2 separate regions of the Homo sapiens genome follow, and region 1 is linked to region 2. Evidence: read pairs that join two places in POLR2A ChIA-PET (ENCODE). Cell type or tissue: Panc1. All regions are shown on one strand. Links, peaks and the distances in the headings refer to the core of each region. The heading gives the core; the rest is flanking DNA.

What was found. ChIA-PET counts read pairs that join two places held together with the same protein. Peaks named below come from ENCODE experiments on the same cell type or tissue, not always from the same donor. Only the 100,000 strongest peaks of a DNase experiment are listed, where the experiment ranks them.
Region 1: POLR2A ChIA-PET joins it to region 2 with 8 read pairs; 3 of 35 experiments call an interaction of 5 or more read pairs at or near these places.

The regions. Positions count from the first base shown.
Region 1 is chr4:53,940,823-53,946,912 of GRCh38, forward strand. No RefSeq gene overlaps it. Among named protein-coding and RNA genes, the nearest start is that of CHIC2, 120 kb to the right of the region's middle. In Panc1, for the core only: no CTCF peak of the experiment used is centred there; a DNase peak (open chromatin) is centred at 3,039.
Region 2 is chr4:54,188,145-54,194,234 of GRCh38, forward strand. No RefSeq gene overlaps it. Among named protein-coding and RNA genes, the nearest start is that of PDGFRA, 38 kb to the right of the region's middle. In Panc1, for the core only: no CTCF peak of the experiment used is centred there; no DNase peak of the experiment used is centred there.

The DNA.
Region 1 (6,090 bases), core at 1,828-4,327, 250 kb before region 2:
ACCCAAAACTATAAAAACCCTGGAAGACAACCTAGGCAATACCATTCTAGACATAGAAACTGGCAAAGATTTCATGGCAAAGATACCAAAAGCAATCTCAACAAAAGCAAAAGTTGACAATAGGGATCTAACTAAAGTTAAGAGCTTCTGCACAGCAAAAGAATCTACCAACAGAGTAAATGGATAATATACAAAATAGAAGAAAATTTTTACAAACTATGCATCTGACAAAAAGGTCTAATATCCAGCATCTATAAGGAACTTAAATTTACACGGACAAAGAAAAAAAAAAAATTAAAAAGTGGGCAAAGGACATGAATAGACACTTTTCAAAAGAAGACATAGCTGGGCGTGGTGGTTCAAACCTGTAATCCCAGCACTTTGGGAGGCCAAGCAGGGTGGAGCACTTGAGCCCAGGAGTTCAAGACCAGCTTGGCCGACATGGCAAAATCCCATCTCTACTAAAAATGCAAAAAGTAGCAGGGTGTGGTGGCACACATCTGTAATCCCAGCTACGCAGGAGGCTGAGGCATAAGAATTGCTTGAACCTGGGAGGTGAAGGTTGCGGTGAGCTGAGATCGCAGCCTGGGTGACAGAGTGAACTCTGTCTCGAAGAAAAAAAAAAGACATACAGGCAGCCAAAAAGCATATGAAAAAAACTCAGTATCACTGCTCATTAGAGAAATGCAAATCACAGTGAGATACCATCTCAGACCAGTCAGAATGGCTATTACTAAAGTCAAAAATGCTGGCAAGGTTGCAGGGAAAAGGGAATGCTTATACACTGTTGGTGGCAGTGTAAATTAGTTAAACCATTGTGGAAGACAGTGTGGTGATTCCTTAAAAAGCTAAAAACAGAACTACCATCTGATCTAGCAATCCAATTACTGAGTATATACCCATGGAATATAAATCTTTCTACCATAAAGACACATGTACCCATATGTTCATTGCAGCGCTATTCACAATAATAAAGACATGGAATCAACCTAAATGCCCATCAGCGGTAGACTAGATGAAGAAAACGTGGTACACATACACCATGGAATACTATGCAGCCACAAAAAACAACAAGATCATGTCCTTTGCAGGAACATGGATGGAGCTGGAGGCCATTATCCTTAGCAAACTAACACACGAACAGAAAACCAAATGCTGCATGTTCTCACTTATAAGTGGGAGCTAAATGATGGGAACACATAGACACATAGAGGGGAACAACGCACACCGGGGTCTACTGGAGGGTGGAGGGTGGGAGAATGTAGAGAAGCAAAAAAAATAACCCTTGGGTACTAGGCTTAGCACCTGAGTGACAAAATCATCTGTGCACCAAACCCCGTAACACAAGTTTACCTATGTAACAGACCTACACATATACCTCTGAACCTAAAATAGAAGTTAAACATAAAAGAACACCAACTCTGGAGGCAGACTAGTTTTCAATCCCAGCTCCAAAATTGACTGTCTCTGTAACCTTGGGCAACTTACTTCTCTGTGCCTCAGTTTTCTCAGCTGGAATATGGGGATAATAATACAGTTGATGTGAGAATTAAACCAGCATCTGGCAGTATATAAGTGTTACTTATTATTTCACCATCACTGCTTTTCTTTTAAAAGTAAATAAAAACAGGAACTTACAATTTAGTTGGGGGTGGTGGGCAGGATAATATGGACAACTCATACTAATGTCTCTTCTATAAATCTGATTATTTTTGCTTTTGTTTTTTAAGCAAGACATAGCTTACACAGAACATATAAAAGAAGAAATATTTATTGAAGCACTCTGCCAAGTGCTTTACTTAATTATATTAATTAATCCTCCAAAAACTCAATGAGATAGATATCATTATCCCTAATTTGCAGATGAGGAAACTAAGGCTGGGAGGCCTTAATTAACTTGCCCACAGTTCCACAGCTAGTAAGTTGCAGGGCAATGATTTGAGCTCGAGTCTCATTCTAATTCTTAAGTCCTTTTGCCACACCATCAAGCACCCAAAGAGTTTCAAAAGCAGTTACTCACTGTTTTTAACCCACAATTAAAACTGTTGATGTGCAGAGTAAACCATTCCTCTGCCAGGCGTCCTCAAAACCCCATCCAGCTGACTTACTAAGAAACTGAAAGGTAGTGTCATTAGAGAAGGTCACAGAGGCTGGGCATAGTGGCTCACACCTATAATCCCAGCACTTTGGGAGACCAAAGTGCGTGGATCACCTGAGGTCAGGAGTTTGAGACCAGCCTGGCCAACATGGTGAAACCCCATCTCTACTAAAAATACAAAAGTTAGCATGGTGGCGGGTGCCTGTAATCCCAGCTACTCAGGAGGCTGAGGCAGAAGAATCACTAGAACCCACGAGGCGGAGGTTGCAGTGAGCTGAGATCGCACCACTGCACTCCAGCCTGGTGACAGAGCTGCACTCCAGCCTGGTGACAGAGTGAGACTCCATCTCAAAAAAAAGAAAGAAAGAAAAAAGAGAAGATTACAGAAACACTAGGAAAATCTTGGTTGACAGCAACTATCTTTTTAAATCTCCCAGGCTGTGCCCAAGCTCTGGGGGATTTCATAAATCCTTAGCTAACTTGGGACACCTGGCTACAGGGATTCACAGGAATATGTCAGATTCCGATGTGTTTATTATACACTTACTGGGCTCCCAAAGACACTCTCCTGGAGCTCCTATTCACTAACCAGACAAGTATGAGTTTGGGACTAATCCATTTATCAAATAGAATAGCCTAAATTTGTACCAGGCAGATGCTGTGTAGATTTCTTTCTTTTCATTGGGTATTCAGCAATGGGCAAGAATTTTGAGGTCTTGGTCCACAGTTGCTCAGAAGTTCCCATTCCCCAGAAGCATGACAGAGTCTTGGGGAAGAGTGACTGCTCTGTGACTTAAAGAAAGTTGTAGCCAGATTTGGATAATGTCCAAGTCTTTACAACTAATCTCCTCCTCTTCTCTTCTAGATGCCATCAACCAAAGGGTGTTTAGAAATGTGTTAATAATTCCCAGGAGAAATTGGCCAGGATTACCTAGTCATGACTAATGAAGCTGTCATCTGCCTTTCCTTCCTGCTGTTTAATAATGCCTTCTAAAGAGTGCTTTATGAAGATGGATAGTATTATAATGCTGCACTCAAGAAACTGGCACAATGTCAATGAAAACAGAGGCCAGCTTATTTTGCATGCCACTCTATTTTTCATTACGCTCCACAATAACTTGTTATTAAATGAAAATGAATTTGCCATTAGGGACTAGGTACTATTTAATAACTGTTCAGCAATGTTTCATGATTTAATTTTTTTTTTTGTAACTAGTGCAGCAGCCATGTAAGTAAATGTCATTCGGGATTAAATGAGGTTGAATTTTCTAGAACAATCTTAAAGGTTTCATGGAACTTAGTCATTAAAACTGGATGTGGTTTGAAGCTTGGTTTACTAAATCCTAACTTTGAATTGACCATCTTCAAAACAGGAAGAGTGAGGAAGACTCTCTCCATGAGTACTCTCAGAAAATGACATAGAAAGTAAGCATCGTGCCTTATAGAGAATTCCTAGAAGGGGTAGGGGACTTACCGGACAGCAGTCTCCTCAGTAGCCTCCCCAAAGAGTATGTCTCAATCAAGATAGTCAATGCTATTTTGGAATAACAAATAAACCCCAAATTTTAGTGGCTTCAAATGATAAAGGTTTGTTTCTTGCTTGTGCCACACATCCACTGCAGGGCTGTATGTCTGTCATGGGTTATCTTGAAAGCCAGGATGATCAAGCACCCACTATCTGGAATGATGACAGAGGGCAAAAAGAGCTCTGGAGGGTCTCAAATCAGCCATTAAAAGCTTGATCTTGAACTGGTCCCATGACCCCAACCCAAGAAGTGGGAGAGGGCCAAGAATTATAATTTTACTGTGTACTCAAAAGGCAGAAATAGCATATCTAGTGATCAGTCCTAGTGGGTACTAATGTGAGATCAAAATGAGGATTTCATTACAAGTCTAAAGATTCAAAAGTGCCTCTTGCATTCTGAGAGAAACCTCTACTTTCCCAGACTCACCTTTTCGCTGTGGTCACAGACATCCAGGCAGCCTCGCTTCTTTCCTGAAAGTCGGACGTTCCCATGGTCCCTCCTCTTCAAGGAATCAGCCATCCCAGGACTCGTTAACACCAAGTGATCTGTAACTTTAATTCATGTCAATCTGGTTATGTACTTGAAAATTGCCAGGATATTTTTGAATTATCAGTATCATTAAAGCTCAGACACATGTGGATAATGAACAATCCTTCCCCTTCACCTATAAAAATCCAAAGCTGACATTGAATTTATGCTATTTAACATAAAATTTCTTGGCATTTTTTAAACAAACTGTATAAGGACTGAATTACTGCACAAAGTATTGCCTGCTTTTCGAAGACTGAGACCACATGATTTAAATGTAACAATTTTTTTTTTTTTGAGATGGAGTCTTACTCTGTCGCCCATGCTGGAGTGCAGTGGTGTGATCTCAGCTCACTGCAACCTTGGCCTCCAGGGTTCAAGCAATTCTTCTGCCTCAGACTCCTGAGTAGCTGGGATTACAGGTGCACACCACTATACCCAGCTAATTTTTGTATTTTTAGTAGAGACTAGGTTTCACCAAGTTGGCCACACTGGTCTCGAACTCCCAACTTCAAGTGATCCACCTGCCTCAGCCTCCCAAAATGCTGGGAATACAGGCGTGAGACACCATGCCCGCCTATAACAATTTTCTACACAGCCATGGTGTGTGTGTGTGTGTGTGTGTGTGTGTGTGTGTGTATAGGTTTTCATCCATGGTTTCTGGATCATAACCCCCATAGTCTTTTGTTATAATGTTGGGGTGCTGTAGGCCTCAGCAGCAGGTCTCAGGAAACAGAATCTCTCTCTCTGACCTTCCCCTGTCCTCCTTTCATCTGCCTAAGGCAGGACTCGAAACTGATTGTAGGTCAGAAGCCCCTCATTCCAGAGGGGTCCAGCCCCATACCCTAGAGGAAGGAAGGCTGCACAGAGAGGCCAAGAAAAGCCTAAACACACAGGCCTTGCTGGGTTTAGATTATGTGCTTTTTGTCCAATCACATTTCTACATGGTTGTCTATCATGCCTATGTAATGCAGTCTCCATAAAGACCCAGGAGGACAGGGTTTGGAAAGCTTCAGGATAGTGGAACTCAGGAGGTTCCTGGAGGGTGGGGGCCTCTGGTGGGGGGTGAAAGCTCTGTGGCCCTTTCCCCATACCTTACCCTATGCATCTCTTCATCTGTATCCTTTGTAATATTCATTATAATAAACCAGTAAACATGTTTCCCTGGGTTCTGTGAGCCACTCCAGCAAATTAATCAAACCCAAAGAGGGAATCGTGAGAACCTCAACTTGAAGCCAGTCAGTCAGAAGTTCTGGAGGCCTGGACTTGTGACTGGGGTCTGGAGGTGGCAGAGTGGGGGCAGTTTTGGGGACTGAGCTCTCACTCTGTGGGATCTGATGCTACTTCCAGCATCAATGTCTGCTGCTTGGTGTGTGGGGAAAACCCCCCATGCCTTTGGTCACAGCTTTCTTCTGTGTTGATGGTTGTGGTGGTGGTGTGAGAGCAGAGGAGAAACAGTTTGAAGAGTTTTCCCCAAATAACTGAGGATGGTGAATACAAAAGAACTTGTATAATTTAAGGAGCCTCTCAAATGGCCTATTAAGTATTCTGTGTGATACTTTGTATTAAGAGCGATCCTCACTGAATCGTGAAATTAAAGCCTAAGTGTATCCTTAGAGAAGAACAACTATTTCCGAACCATATTATTAACGGTTTCCTTATTATATTAGTCTGGGTTCCCCTAGAAGCACATCCCAAGACAGAATGAGTACAAGTGATTGATTCAGGAAGTGATCCCAGGAAGTCAGGGAGGGGAATGGGACAGTGAGCCAGGAAAGAGCATAAGCCCAATATGGTGCACATTCATGAGAAGGAGACCACTGTGGGCAGCTGGAGTGCAGGCTAATTGGCAACTGATAACTGCTGGGTGGGTGGAGGTATCCTACCAGAGGGGTGAGGCAGCCAGTTGTATGTACTGCAATCCTCATTTGTCATTGG
Region 2 (6,090 bases), core at 1,837-4,336:
GTGTTTTCTTAGTTCTGGAGCATTTGACTGGTGAACTTTTCCTTCTTGAAATTCCTTGGTTTCTTTCTTCACCCTCAGTAGCCCCACAAAGTTATAATTTTATTTCTTCTAGGTGGCTCATGCCTGAAATCCCAACACTTTGGGAGATTGAGGCAGGTGGATCACTTGAGGTCAGAAGTTCGAGACCAGCCTGGCCAATATGGCAAAACTGTGTCTCTACTAAAAATACAAAAATTGGCCAGCTATGGTGGGGTGCTTCTGTAATGGTATGGTGTACGGTATGGCCGGGTATGGTGGGGTACTTCTGTAATGGTAGGGTGTACAGTATGGCTGGGTATGGTGGGGTACTTCTGTAATGGTAGGGTGTACAGTATGGCTGGGTATGGTGGGGTGCTTCTGTAATGGTATGGTGTACGGTATGGCCGGGTATGGTGGGGTGTTTCTGTGCTACTCAGGAGGCTGAGACACGATAATTACTTGAACTTGGGAGGTGGAGGTTGCAGTAAGCCGATATCACACCACTGCACTCCAACCTGGATGACAGAGTGAGACTCTATCTCAAAATAAATAAATAAATACAATAAATAAATAAATATATAAGCTGGGTTCGGTGGCTCACGCCTGTAATCTCAGCTCTTTGGGAGGCTGAGGTGGGTGGATCGCGAGGTCAGGAGCTCGAGGGCAGCCTGGCCAATATGGTGAAACCCTGTCTCTTTTAAAAATACAAAAAAAATTAGCCAGGCATGGTGGCACACGCCTGTAGTCCCAGCTACTATGGAGGCTGAGACAGGAGAATCACTTGAACCCAGGAGACAGAGGTTGCAGTGAGCCAAGATTGCGCCACTGCACTCCCGCCTGGGCAACAGAACAAGACTCCATCTCAAAAAAATAAAAATAAAAATAAATAAAATTAAAATAAATACATAATTTTCTTTCTCCTAACAAATTCTTCTCTGTCTGTTTCATTGACTCCTTTGACTACCAAATTCTGACATCAAACTGCATGGGATCAGGTGGATCTGGGTTCAAGATCTAGTTCTTTACTTGTGAGTTCTGTTAACATGACAAGTTATTTGATTCCCCTGAACCTTAGCTTTCTGGTCTGCAGTACTGAGTTAACAACACTTACTTACACTGTACCATAACGACTGGGAGAGAAATATTTCAAATATTTAAGGCAGCTGTTGGAAGAAAGCAAGCCTTATTAAAAGGAAGTTATAGTTATGACTGTGGTTCATCATATCTTAGGGCTTCAACTTTCATTTCCATGCAGCTTGACAGACTGCAGCCTCAAGTACTCTTTCTACTTCTATGACCTAATTTCTAATTGCTGCCTTTCCCAGGTTGTCTTCTAGCTCTATCAGTGAAAAATACTAGAGGATGAGGTGGCTCACGTCTCTCATCCCAGCACTTTGGGAGGCCAAGGTGGAAGGATCCCTTGAGCTCAGGAGTTTGAGATTAGCCTGGGCAACATAATGAGACCTCATCTCTACAAAAAATTAAAAAATTAGCCAGGCATGGTGGCACACACCTGTTATTCCAGCTACTCGGGTGGATAGCAGGATCGCATGAGCCCAGGAAGTTGAGGCTGCAGTGAGCTGTGATCATGCCACTGCACTCCAGTGTGGGTGACAGAGTGAGTTCCTGTCTCAAAAACAAATTTAAAAAATTAAAATTAAAAATATTTAAGGCCAGGCACAGTGGTTCACACCTGTGATCCTTGCATTTTGGGAGGCCGAGGGGGGTGGATCACCTGAGGTCAGGAGTTCCAGACTAGCCTGGCCAACATGGTGAAACCCCGTCTCTACTAAAAATGCAAAAAATTAGCCGGGTGTGGTGGTATGCACCTGTAATCCCAGCTACTTGGGAGGCTGAGGCAGGAGAATCGCTTGAACCCAGGAGGCGGAGGTTGCAGTGAGCCAAGATGGCACCACTGAGCTTCTAGCCTGGGCAACAGAGCAAAACTCTGTCTGAAAAACAAACAAAAAAACAATTTAAGGCCAGGCGCGGTGGCTCATGCCTATAATCCCAGCACTTTGGGAGGCCGAAGCGGGTGGATCACGAGGTCAGGAGTTCGAGATCAGCCTGGTCAACATGGTGAAACCCCATCTCTACTAAAAATACAAAAAATTAGCCAGGCGTGGTGGTGCATGCCTGTAATCCCAGCTACTCAGGAGGCTGAGGCAGGAGAATCACTTGAACCCAGGGGGTGGAGGTTGCAGTGAGCCCAGATCATGCCATTGAACTCCAGCCCCGGAGACAGAGCAAAACTCCATCTCGAGAAAAAAAAACAACAAAAAAAAAGCAATTTAAGACCAAAGCTATCATCTTCTCCTCAAACTAAATCTAAGAAACAGTGTCTCCTCCTAGGTAACAGGATTCTCAGGAATCCAGGTTGAAACACTCCTGGCTAGCTTTGACTTATTCTCTGATTCTTCTGTCTCCCCATCCACATCTAATCAGTTCCAAATCTGACTCATTTTCTATGGTATGGTTGTTGATTTTCCTTCCTCTTGTATTGATTCCCAGTGCCACTGCTCTTCCCGCTTCTGCCCACCCCCTAACCCCCCGGCTCCCATCTCAGTGTCTCATAAGCTTGTACCCGGGCTATTCCAGTAGTCTTTTTACTGACTCCTCAACCCACAAGATCTTTTGTGCCTGCTTTTGCCGGATTAATTTCCTAACGCAAGACTCAAAAAGACCTTCAGAAACAAATAAGGCACAAACTCATTGGTCCGACTTTCAAGGCTAAAGGTTCAAGACTTTCGAAAATGACTTAGCCCACATCATTTGATTGCTTAATAAGTGCTTCTTGAGTATTCAGATTCAAGCAATTCCTTGAGAAATACTATGATTATTTCCTCAATTCAAATCAGGATTGGCTGGGCATGCCTGTAATCCCAATACTTTCGGAAGCCAAGACAGGGAGGACTGCTTGAGGCCAGGAGTTCAAGACCAGCCTTGGCAACATAGTGAGACCCCCATATCCATAAACAATAAAAATTAGTCAGGTGTGGTGGTGCACCTGTAGACCCTGTTACTCTGGAGGCTGAGGCAGGAGGATAGCTTGAGCCCAACATTTTGAGGCTACAGTGAGCCATGATTGCACCACTGTACTCCAGCCTTAGTGACAGACTATCTCCAAAACATTTAAAAAATCAGGATTTTGTCCCCACCTTCCAATAACATTCCTGTTTGCAAGTTCACCTATAAGCTTACATTCCCAAATCCAATGCTACTCTTTTTTTTTTTTTAGACGGAGCCTCACTCTGTCACCCAGGCTGGAGTGCAGTGGTGCGATCTCAGCTCACTGCAACCTCCGCCTCCCAGGTTCAAGTGATTCTGCTGCCTCAGCCTCCTGAGTAGCAGGGATTACAGGTTCGAGCCACCATGCCTGGCTAATTTTTGTATTTTTAGTACAGATGGGGTTTCAACATGTTGGCCAGACTGGTCAGGTGATCTGCATGCCTTGGCCTCTCAAAGTGCTGAGATTACAGGTGTGAGCCACTGTGGCTGGCCCCAGTGCTACTCTTCTTTGCATTCATGCTATCCCACCTCTTGACTGTAGGGCCTCACCCTCCTTTACACATTTCCTCTCCTCTGCCACAAGGAATGGATCAAGAATGGTTCCAAAGTATTTGATCTGAGCAACCAGAAGAATGCAGGTCTGAATATGGAAAGGAATGGGAATGAGCTGGAAATATGAAAATGGGATGCTTGATTGAGGCTATAGAAAAAGGCTTAAGAAAATATTAAGAAAGACAAAATCCAGAGAGGCCCATGGGAGTGTATGGTTAAGATAGGGTAGAGACAAAATTATTAAAGGTGAGGAGATTAAGAAAATGAGCTGTGTGTGGTAATACATCCCTGTGGTCCCAGCAACTCCAGGGGCTGAGGCAGGAGGATCCCTTGAGCCCAGGAGTTCAAACCCAGGGGTTTGAGGCCAGCCTGGACAACATAGCCAAGCTTCCACCTCTAAAAAAAAAAAAAAAAAAAAGAAAGAAAGAAAAGAAAAGAAAAGAAAAAACGAGGCTGAGGGCTGGGTCCAGTGGCTCACACCTGTAATCCCAGCACTTTGGGAGGCTGAGGCAGGCAGATCAGTTGAGGTCAGGAGTTTGAGACCAGCCTGGCCAACATGGTGAAACTCCATCTCTACCAAAAAATACAAAAATTAGTTGGGCATGGTGGCATGCGCCTGTGGTCCCAGCTACTCGGGAGGCTGAGGTAGGAGGATCACTTGAGCCCCAGAGGTGGAGGTTGCAGTGAGCTGAAATTGCCCTGCTGCACACCAGCCTGGGTGACAGAGCAAGACTCCATCTCAAATAAATAAATAGGCTGGGTGCATGGCTCATGCCTGTAATCCCAGCACTTTGGGAGGCTGAGCTGGTAGATCACCTGAGGTCAGGGGTTCGAGACCAGCTTTGCTAACATGGAGAAACCCGTGTCTACTAAAAATACAAAAATTAACCAGGCATGGTAGCGGGCACCTGTAGTCACAGCTACTCAGAAGGCTGAGGCAGGAGAATCTCTTGGACCCGGGAGGCAGAGGTTGCAGTTAGCCAAAATTGCACCACTGCACTCCAGCCTGGGTAACAGAGCGAGACTCCATCATCAGAAAAAAAAAAAAAAAAGAAGAAATTAATATTGACATTGCTAGTATCTCATATTCATACCCCATTCAAGTTTTGCCACTTAGATCAAAAGGATTCAATGCCAAATCAAGCATTATGTTTAGTTTATCATGTTCCTTTAACCTACTCCATTATAGAAAGTTTCCTTGGTTAGTGCCTCTGCCCGGCCGCCAACCGTCTGGGAAGTGAGGAGCGCCTCCGCCTGGCCACTGCCCCGTCTGGGAAGTGAGGAGCGCCTCTGTCTGGCTGCCAACTGACTGGGATGTGAGGAGCGCCTCTACCCGGCTGCCAACCGTCTAGGAAGCGAGGAGCAGGCGCCTCTGCCTGGCTGCCAACCGTCTGGGAAGTAAGGAGCGCCTCTGCCCAGCCACCCCATCTGGGAAGTGAGGAGCGCCTCTGTCCGGCCATTGTGCAACCTTCCAAGTGTGAAGTGACAGCCTTGTGTGTGATCTTTTCTGTCTTCCCCAAGTTTGCATTTTCGACATTAAAGTTTACTTTTTAATTAAAAGTTTTAAATTGGAGAATATATACATAAAAAAGAAAGATTCCTTGGTCTTCTATTGACTTTTATGACCCTGATAATTTTGAAGCTTGTAGTTAGCTTATTTTGTAAAATGCCCTTCAATTTGGGTTTTTCTGATATTTCCTTGTGATTAGATTCATGTAGCAGGATGATCACAGAAGTGATGTCGTGTACTTCTCATTGTATGGTACCAATGGTGCACAGTTTCAATTTGTCCCATTACTGATGTCAAAAGACAAAATCATGAGTTTAGTTATAGACCTAATTGGCTTTTATTTGGAATTTATGAGTTAAGATAGCCTCTATTCTACAAAATAGAAGAATAGATTGGCAGGGGGCAAAAGAGAAGTGGGTTTTGTAAGGTGAGAACAAGGAAACAGAACAATAGAAATAAAGCTGATTGACCAATGTCAAGTTACTTCAGGTTACTTTTTTCCCTTTTCTTTCTTTCTTTTTTTTTTTTTTTTTTGAGACAAAGTCTCACTCTGTAGCCCAGCTGGAGTGCAGTGGCATGATCTTGGCTCACTGCAACCTCCTCCTCCTGGGTTCCAGCGATTCTCATGCCTCAGCCTCCACAGTAGCTGGGACTACAGGTGTGTGCCACCACACCCGGCTAATTTTTGTATTTTTAGTAGAGGTGGGGTTTCGCCATGTTGGCCAGGCTGGTCTCAAACTCCTGGTCTCAAACGATCCACCCACCTCGGCTTCCCAAAGTGCTGAAATTACAGACATGAGCTACCACACCCAGTCCAGATTACCTTTTTGTAAGGGTTAAAGCAGAGGGGACTTCCTTATCATGCTGTATAAAACTGGCCTGTTTAGGGATTTGGCTATTTTTCTTTCCTGATTTCTTGGAAGGTCAGATAAACAACTTAGTTTTGGCTTGGTTTAACTCCATTTTGGTCTGTTAGGCCTAGGGTAGGAGCCCAGTCTGAA